Linked DNA regions of Mus musculus: region 1 is linked to region 2. A link is a loop called in an ENCODE intact Hi-C map of the cell type or tissue named here. Cell type or tissue: left cerebral cortex. All regions are shown on one strand.

Region 1 (5,000 bases), 92 kb after region 2:
CACCATTGCTCTCTTCAGACATTCCAGAAGAGGGCATTGAATCCCATTACAGATGGTTGTGAGCCACCATGTGGTTGCTGGGAATTGAACTCAGGACCTCTGGAAGAGCAGTCAGTGCTCTTAACTGCTGAGCCATCTCTCCAGCCCCCTACTGTGACCTTCTCAAGACAAAAACAAAACAAAACAAAAAAACCACATGTTACTTAAAAAAAAATATTATTGTTATTATTATTATTTTTAGTTTTTCGAGACAGGGTTTCTCTGTATAGCCCTGGCGGTCCTGGAACTCACTCTGTAGACCAGGCTGGCCTCGAACTCAGAAATGGGCCTGCCTCTGCCTCCCGAGTGCTGGGATTAAAGGCGTGTGCCACCACACCTGGCCACATGCTACTTTCTAACAGACCCCTTTATGACTTTCAACCTTTACCATTTACTGCCAGTAAAACAGAAACAACCTTAGAGCCACTCAGTCTCATGCAATGACTCCTGACTACATCCAAACTTACCTCTGATGACACCCATGATTAGTGGGTGAGGGATGGCAGACTTGATGTGAAGTGATTGCTCATAGAGTGCTTTAAGCTTTTTGTTGTTCTTCTGTGCAGTGTACATTTGAATTTCCAAAGCATAGATTTCTAATAACTGGGTACCTTTTTTCAGGTCATCTTCTCCATCATCAGTCTAGGAAAACAAATATTTCAGTCAAGACAAAATGCAGGGGCAACTGAGAGATTTTTATTAGCATTAACTTGGGAGCCTTGTATCTCTGTGTTATATGCATCATAGATTTTACTGCATCATGGCTGACTGTAGAGTGACCAAAGGAACCTGGATAGGGAAAAGGGGCTAGAAGTTTTCCTGTGTATAAAATACTTTTAAAGAAAATGACATTCATTAAGAAGACCTCTGTGTGTTGCATATGTGTATGCTTGTGCATTCCTGTGTGTAGGTCAGGAAACACTGTCTGCCTCATCTCTTGAAGCAGGAACTCTCAGGGAAGTTGAAGTGCACCGATTATTCAGTTAGCCTGGTGGCCACACCCCAACCCAGCATTGGCCAGACATGCATGGCCATGCTGACTGTCACCAGTAGGTGATGTGGAACTAAGTTTGTACTCACTTAACAAAGTGCTCTTACTTACTGAACCATCTCTCCAGTCCCATGTACTAAAATTTGACGTTGGAAGACCCTTGCTGTCAAGCCATCTATCTTCCACAGTGTCAAGGAGAGAAGTGATTCCCACAAGTTGTCCTCTGACCTCAACATGCACTTTGTGGTATGTACATGTGTGTATACCGTGCCCACACTTAAATGTAATTTAAAAATCAACGCAGTTTTATATTTTCAGCTAGGAAGTACACTAATGTTCTTCCTTCACAATTGGTTTAGATCATCTAGCCAATGGAAACCCACTTCCTGAATGCACCTAAGGAGATAAAAATATGCTACACTTTCTCATCTCAGCCATTCTTATGTCAGGAAGATTACATAGCAACCCAGAATATGCTTGCAAATTTGAGCCTTAGTTAGTTTATGGCCTATAGCCACATAGCTATAAATATTTAAAAAAAATATACACACTAAGCAAATGTATTGTTCATAAAGTCCTTGACCTTAAACGGTAGTTTAGTTATCCACCAATAAATCATAACCAGCTTACCATGCACATGTCTCAACATAATGCCTCGCATATTAAAATATGCAACACCTAACATGGCTATATTGGATTGCAGACATAGACACTATCACTCCAAATTTTATCTGAGAATAATGCTACAAATGATATACAAAAAGATATACCATATATTAGAATATATAGTATCTTTGTTATTTATATGTATAAAACTATTCCCCATATTCCCAAAGCAAATAAGTAAATACCAAGGCTTAACTCTATATTGCATTATTTCTAGGTAGTACATATTTACTACATATTATAAGGGGCTTATTCGCTCACTGACAACTACACCTCATACCATAATGGGTAAGAATTGAATCCAGCATTTTGACCAGTGGTTCTCAGTTTGTGGGTCACAATCCCCTGAGAGGGCAAACAATCGTTTCACAGGGGCTGCTATTAGATAATACTGCATATCAAATATTTACATTATGATGCACAACAGTAGCAAAATTACAGTTACAAAGTAGCAATAAAAATAAATGTATGGGGCTGGAGAGCACTGATTGCTCTTCCAGAGGGCCTGAGTTCAATTCCCAGCAACCACATGGTGGCTTACAACCATCTATGATGAGATCTGGTGCCTTCTTCTAACACACAGATATATATGCAGAACACTCTGAATAAAATACATTAATCTTTAAAAAGAATAATTTTATGGCTGGGGTCACCACAACATGAAGAACTATATTAAAGGGTCACAGCATTAAGAAGGCTGAGAGCCACTGATCTAACAAATGACTCAGAAAGTCAGCCTCACCTCCAAGCAAAGCGTCATTATAAAAAAAGGCTGGACTTGAACTCATGATCATGATCCTTTAAAAACTTACTTCTTTAAATTTTATTTTTGGGATAGATACTTTCACACAAACATGCCTAAGTAAGCTGAATACTATTATTTCATGTTTATATTCAGGAAAAGGTAAGGGAATGTTACCTGACAAGACTGATGTAACTGTCGTAAAATTTTTTGAAGCTTTCCATATTCTTCTCGTTCTAAATATAATTTTCCAAGCTGTAAAAAAAATTAATTAAGATGAAAAGCCTTTAGGAGGAGGTACATAGACTTGGAGCATATCACTCCAGGTACCCACCCACTCTTCCAAAGGACAAATGCAATTGTTACCTTTGTGTTTGTCTTAAACCACAGTCTATCATTCTTAGCATCTTTCAAAGCTTCCAGTGTTGTTTCATAAAATTCCTGCAGTAAATCCATCTGACATAAAAAATCAGAATTCTATAATTGTAAACAGCAAATTTGTACCTGTTAATAAAGTTAATTTGAACAAACTAAAAGTGCATCTTTGAACTTTAATACATGTAAGATACACTATTTATTTCTTACCAAATGTCTACTATAGTCAAAAACATTAAGAGATCACATTTATAAGTGCCAAGATATTTTTGTTTGTTGTGTAAAACCAAGGAATATATCTTATCATGTAAACTATATATGGTCATAAATTCTACTGCCCTAACAGTCAGCTCCTTCCCAATATGACCACTTATTTTATATCATCAGAACGATATGCTGGACCTTCACTAAATAGGAAGAGGAGGGGGGTGAATGGCGAGGGCGAGGGCGAATGCACCCTTCCTAGCAAAATGGTTTTGTCTTTTATTTTGAGACAGTGTCTTACTCCGTAGAGCTAGTGGGCCTGGAACTCTTTGTGGTGGTCTATCTTACCCTCCTCAGTGCTGGGAGTACAGGTGTAAGCCACCACATCCCATGTATGTTTTAGAACAGTTCTACTTTTTTTTTGTGTGATTTTGGCTGTTGGTTAATCACTAATTAGAGTGACACTTTCCCCATAAAGGTCATTGTTTTACACCATCTCAAGAGTCTCTGCTCATCCTCCTCTATTTGTAGCTTTGTTTTTGGTGTCTGGATCCTGAACTCTCGGAGAGTCTGAGACTCTCAGGAAGGCTGCCTACTTACTCAGGGTTCCTGATGGTATGGAGTTAGAGTGCTACCCACACAATAGCTACTTTTTCTTCAAAACGCAAAAGTTTCAAATTAACACACAGAAGAATACAACCTTCAAGTTTTAAAATTATTCAATTCTAGTCCCCTAGCATTTTTGAAATAACATTTATAAACACAGTACCAAATATGTTTTTATGATACTTGTTTGCAAATAACAGAAAATATGTTTCCACATAATTTAGTGTTATTTATTTAGATACAGTATCTCATGTAGTCCAGGCTGGTCTCAAACTTACCTTGTTCCCAAGGTTAACATGTGCCACCAGCCAGGCTGGCCTCAAACTCATTACACAGCAGGAGGATGCTCTAGAGTTATTGCCACTAAGTGACAAGGTTTCCTTTCCCTTATTCCCAGATGTGCATATGTGCGTGCGTACATGGGTGAGTATGGGTGTGTGTATATGTGTGTGATGAGGCTGATTCTGAGAATGCTTGTTAGGATTACAAAAACAGATACTAAATGATACAGAGAACATTCTGTGTTCAAACACCAGAGGGTAACAAAGCTTAAAAATAAATAAAATAAATAAATAGGATGAATACATAAAATCATCATTACCTTTGTTAGTTAGCTACCACATTCTAGAAGAAGCCATTTCCCCCTTTCCTCTTTCCCTTTATCAGCTATCACCATGCATCCTTGATAGAATCATGTATAGAGCACCTACTGAGTCTGGCACAGGACAAGTTCTTCTCAAGGACTTTAATCTAACATCACAACTTGTGACTCATGTTCACATTTCACATTCCCAATGTGTGTGTGTGCACGTGCAATTTCAATGGAAACATTTGTCTAAAGTGCTCAATGCCCCAAGTTTAAATGCAGACACAACTTCATCCAAAAAAAAAAAAAAAAAAAAAAAAACCACCAAAAAACAAAACAAAACCAAAAACAGCTATAACAACAGGTGCAAGGAGTCTGAAAAAAATAAAAACGTCTGCCCAAGTTATTTACAGGTAGTATTTAAGTCTCTGAAGATACTATTTAAAGAGATTAACTTGGATATATTACTTTTAAATGCTAATTAGTACCAGAATCAATAAAAATACTTTTGAAGCACACTAGTAATTAGTAAATTGGCCTTTCTTTAAAATAAAATGACGACTTAGCAGGCATGATGGCACCTGTCCATCAGCATTTGGGAGGCAGAAAGGGGAGGGTCAGGAGCCCAGTGGTACCCTTGGTCACACAGCTAGTTTGGGCTACAAGAGACCATCTCAAAAAGAAAGGCAACCATCACATCAACAACACCCCAAACCCACAGAACCATTACTGTTGTACAAAGTAACGCACTGACACCATCAAGAGAAAGAACTCAAGTCTAACCTGTTTAG
Region 2 (5,000 bases):
TTGACTGGATCTTCTCACAGTTTGGGGAAATGATGACGCACTTGATCTTGTTCAGCTTCATGTGCTTTGTGACCTCCCGCAGCCCCATGACCAGCCGCCGCCTGGCCTTGGCTCTCACTGGGTCCTTTTGGTAGATGCGTTCCTGGAAACTGACAAGCTCTTGCAGAAGGAGGGTCACACATTCATCAATTTCTTTAGAAAGAACCTGGTTACAATATCTGTAAAAGAAGCAAAGAGCTGGGTAATTCCATCCTAATTTATTGACCTGTAATTACAGACTTACATTAGGAAAATATCTTTGAGGGTGAATACATTCAACAAGGCATTTTTTAACAAGTTCACCAGTGTCTACAATCTCTAAACATGCCAATTAGAAAAACAGCAATACTGATTCTCTTTGTGAATTTCAGTGAAGTAGCTTTTAGTCCAGGACGAGATGCCATCGGAAGTAGTACTGAACTCCTAATTATTATGGTTCTAAAGCTATAAACCAAATGCTGACTTACAAGAGACTACAGTTTCATATGCCACTGTGATACATGTCACTAGAGATATGCCTAGTAAGAGAAAAATGCAAGTTTTCTGAATTTCTTAGTAACAGTTCATCCTCTGACTGAGGAGAGAGGTGCCTGACCCTGCTGCTGATGTACTGACAGAGCCCCCAAGGAAATCACAACTCCACAATTCCTGAGCATAAACCTGGAACTCTAAGTTAATAGACCAAAGAGATAGATTTATACCCGTGTGTACTGCTATAAACCCACAGTAGCTAAAAATGGAACCAATCAAGATGGTCTCCAGCATGAATGGCTAAATGAAATTGATGAAAATTTATTAATATATACTGGAGTTTTATTCAGCTGCCAAGAAAAATAAACTAAAGACATTTCCAAGAAAACAGATCTAGGGACCATTATGTTAAGTGAAGTAACATAGACTCAGACAAATACTGCATGCTTTCTCTCTTTAAGATCTTAGATTTACATGTGTATGTGTGTACAGGCACACATACAAGTATGTCATGAAAGTAGGTAAGATTACCAGAGGGCACAAGAGATCTTAGGAGAGGAAGAAGAAAATAGAAGATAAGGAAATGTTTGTTTGTTTGTTTTTGTTTTTGAAGACAGAGTCTCACTGTGTAGCCCTGGCTGTCCTGGAACTCGATCTGTAGACCAGGCTGGCCTCAAACTCAGAGATCTGCCTGCCTCTACCTCCTAAGTGCTGGGGTCAAAGACATGAGATTTTGGTCTCACCACACCCAGTGAGAGTAATGGAAGTAAGTGACATGAGAGGAGGACTATTTGGGACAGGAAGTGAAGCAGCATAAGGTGGGCAGTGGGGGAGAGGAGGCAGCTGAAGGAGTGCATGAGTGAGCACCAAGCAGACTGATACAGATGTATAAGATGCCATAATGAAACCCACTCCTCTATGTGCTAAATTGAAGAAAAAAATCAAGGCGGTAGACAGTATTTCTTACTGCACAGCCCACCGATCCAATCAATCTGTTTTATTTTGAAAAAAAAAAAAGGTTATAAAATATGCCAAAAAAACTAAAAATACTTCATCCTTTGATGAAAAGCCTGGAAAAGTCTCAGCCATGAAAGCATTTCCAACCACAAAAATAAGTTTGGTTAGGTGCTCTGAAAACCTATGGTTATGGAAGACGAACTCAATAGGTAAACTGAAGCCTTGAGGTAAACAACAGGCTTTTGCACCAAACCAGGCAGCTGACTGAGGCCGTCGGAAGACAAAGGAAGTGTACAGTCACTGTTCACTTAGCTCCCAGGCAAGGCAGCCATCACGTTTACTTGTGGACCATCATCCACTGTCCTAGATCTGACCTCACTGCACCGGAGGCAGGCAGTCTACCTCACACGATGGGACATGGGCCTGAAAACATGTCCAGGAAATCGCATGTTTTACCTGCAAACATTTAAGCAAGTATGACATCATTTCAGAAGATAGAAATGGGAGGATTGAGGAAAGATTAAATGTTATAAACACTCAAAATTTAAAAATCCAACAACAAACTACATTTTCCTTCTCTCCTGTCTCAAGCTGCTCATTTCATACATATGCATTTCTTTTCCATGTGTTTCATTTGTTCCACATCTGCTGTCTGACATATGATTAGTTGCTCAGAGCCTGAAGAGAGGCTTTTGCTCAGCTAGAGCTGAGGAGGGAGCAGAACAGAGCAGAACAGTGGCTGCCGGAACCACACTGGCTCTTGCTCTAGAGTTCCTTCGTAAGTCATTTTTAAAGGTAAAAGCTCAAAGCTCTTTGTCTACACAAATATTAAAATACATCACAGCTGCTTTATGAATCCTTAATTATCCAACTTTAAACCCAAGTGCATGGGTTAACTCAGTGGTCAAACACCTGACCAGGAAGCTGGAAGCCATGAAGTCGATCTCTAGCACTACAGAAACGCACAACAAACAAGAACAAATGGCTTTATGGGATGGACCCAGGGTCTTAGGGGAGGAAGCCTGTTACCTGTCATTAACTGATTAGTAAGCTTTATAAAACGCCTATGTTATATGCAAAAATGTAAGTATTTGGAGAGCAAATCTCATAGAACATTACATCCTCTATGCACACATATGTAACATCCGTATACACATACACATAATATACGTATAATGTAAAATGCCGGAATGCTGGGAGAGAAGCACCACGCGGGATAAAGAAAACACAGCACCGTGGAGTCCCATTCCAAGGGCACTGACAACAGGGACTGCTTTAAATAGACCCACGCCAGCCATGAAGCAAGCGGAGGAAGCCAGCACAACCTCCACAGTCCCTTGTTGGGTTTAGGGAACAAAGGTACAAACTCAGAACGACCAAGATCCTTCACTTGTGTCACCTCAATACTGAGAAAAAAAACTTACTCTCGAAATCTTTTGCTGTGGATTTTGGTTATCGTTGACGATGCCATTGGGCTGCCTATGCCAGAACTAGCGGGTGAGCCTTGCGACACAGGTGTCATACAGTATGGAGAGTTCTGACTTGCTGGAGAAAGTGAAGCATCACTGGGCATGCTCAGTCCAGCATCTGTGGAGAGTCGAGGTGAAAGGGAAGAACCTGGAAACTTCAGACGCTCAGAAGCTCCAGATGTACACACACAATTTAGATGATAGAATTTTTCAGGCTGTGTCCTAATTCTCCAGAAGCTAGTAAATTAAGCATTTTCCTATCATAAATTGTTTTTCTTATTAATTAAAGAATGAAGTATTCCTACTATTATTAGAGCATACCCAAGAAAAATCTAAGCACAGATTAGAAGTTTCCACAGAAGAGTTGCAGTCTGGCAATGACAATCTATGTCACCCATTCTCTCTTAACTCTCCTTATCCTACACCTGCTCACCCTCCCAACTCCCCAGGCCCCACTTCTGCTCACCCCCATACCCCGCAACCCTGTATAGAGCAAGGCTCACCCTCCTGAGCCTCTCCTAACTCTCCTAGACTCCACCTAATTATCTGGCCTTTGCTTCTATGCTCAGGCAGCCATACTTCTAGATACAAACTATCAACTCTACTGCTTCTTCCTCAGTTACTGCTTGTCCTCAACAAGTAAATGCAGTAAGTTTGCATATTCCGTCTAGTAATTAGAAAGTTACATATTCCTTCTGTGTACCCATCATATCAGCCTTTGACCATTTGGTTTTCCAATCTTTTATTGAACACACTGGTAGCTTTTAGATCAACATCAGAGGGATGAATCAATGTGTGGACATACATAAATCTAAGGAGAATCACATTGAGAATAAAGGGGAACCCCAAGAAACTATGTCCTAGATAAACAATACTTGGGAATAAATTAACGTTCCTAAAAGTACTGAAAGATTCCTGGTTGAGATCTGTGCAAATCAGATTTACCTTGCTGCAAAATGCTATGTGGCTACTTGTACTAGATGGGAACCTATCTGTTGGAATCACGCGTGCTGGTATGAATAGAATCTTTGCTCTGTTTTGCAGCTCTCTATTCCTTGTGCTTTATGTACTAATCCCCCCCCCAAAATAAGAAATCAATAAAAGTACTTTTAAAATAGTCCTATGGGAAAAAAATAACCAAATAACCAATATATAGTGTTTTATATGTAAAAGATGATGAGCAAAAACTCATGGCCATCCATCCCAGTAGTCCCAGGCCCTGGGAAGATCCTAACGCCTGAGATGTTACTACAATTGATGAATCTGAGCCTCCAAATTGTCAGAGACCTGCTATGGAACACCTGCCCACCCTTTCAGCCATCTGCCTTCAAAAGAAACCACCTAAATCAACATACATAAAAGAGTGTGTGCAACTGCTACTGGAGGCGCAGCTAGGCTTCCTCACCTTCCTGGGAGACAGTCTCCTGAGGCAAGTCATTGGTTAGGTCCAAATGCGTTTCTGTTGGCTCCTCGGCTCCCAAAACACTATGTTCCACAATCAGACGCCCCTTCTTCTCCTCTCTTTCTTTCAAAATAACCTGAAATCCATTACAGCATTCTTTAATTACCAGTCACTCTTCAAATAGGTGCAACAAACTCTTCCAATGTTACACTGAAACACAGGCACAGCCGTGAGGATTCCAGTCGGCTGTGTTACCTGGCTATATAGAAGATGGCCTGTTAAAAGGTGACTTATTTTAGAAACTAAGTTGAGGAGAACGTATAAGGAGAGTGCTAAGAGTCACAATCAAACTCACATCATCTATCTCCGTCTTCAAATGAAGGGAAGCAGGATGCTGAAGCAAACAAGCAAATACGGCACGTCTTTAAATCCGAGGTGACCAAGTAAGATTTCCAGTTTGTGTGATTTACACTCTACAGTTTTCAATTATTCAGGCATGGATTAACTCATTCTGACCCTCTAATACTAAACCAAAGCAGATATCATCATCAATTTATAGGTAAGGAAGACAAAGGTGAAAAGGTGGGCCTAAAACTGCTCTACTCCACACAGAACATACATTGCCGTTACAAAGGTTCAGGGCTAGCTGGCTAGGAGGCAAA

The links. Hi-C counts contacts between places; a loop is a spot of excess contacts. Peaks named below come from ENCODE experiments on the same cell type or tissue, not always from the same donor. Only the 100,000 strongest peaks of a DNase experiment are listed, where the experiment ranks them.
Region 1: it touches region 2 in a loop (2.9-fold over the local background); 9 of 42 quality-filtered maps call a loop at or near these places.

Annotation. Positions count from the first base shown.
Region 1 is chr2:125,839,818-125,844,817 of GRCm38, forward strand. Cops2 (COP9 signalosome subunit 2) reads right to left here. Exons shown (of 13, transcript NM_009939.3): 4 at 4,993-5,000; 5 at 2,805-2,894; 6 at 2,616-2,693; 7 at 507-681. Among named protein-coding and RNA genes, the nearest start is that of Cops2, 17 kb to the right of the region's middle. In left cerebral cortex, no CTCF peak of the experiment used is centred here; no DNase peak of the experiment used is centred here.
Region 2 is chr2:125,747,388-125,752,387 of GRCm38, forward strand. It overlaps Secisbp2l (SECIS binding protein 2-like), which reads right to left. Exons shown (of 18, transcript NM_177608.3): 13 at 4,342-4,474; 14 at 2,892-3,054; 15 at 1-218. Among named protein-coding and RNA genes, the nearest start is that of Shc4, 26 kb to the left of the region's middle. In left cerebral cortex, no CTCF peak of the experiment used is centred here; a DNase peak (open chromatin) is centred at 2,148.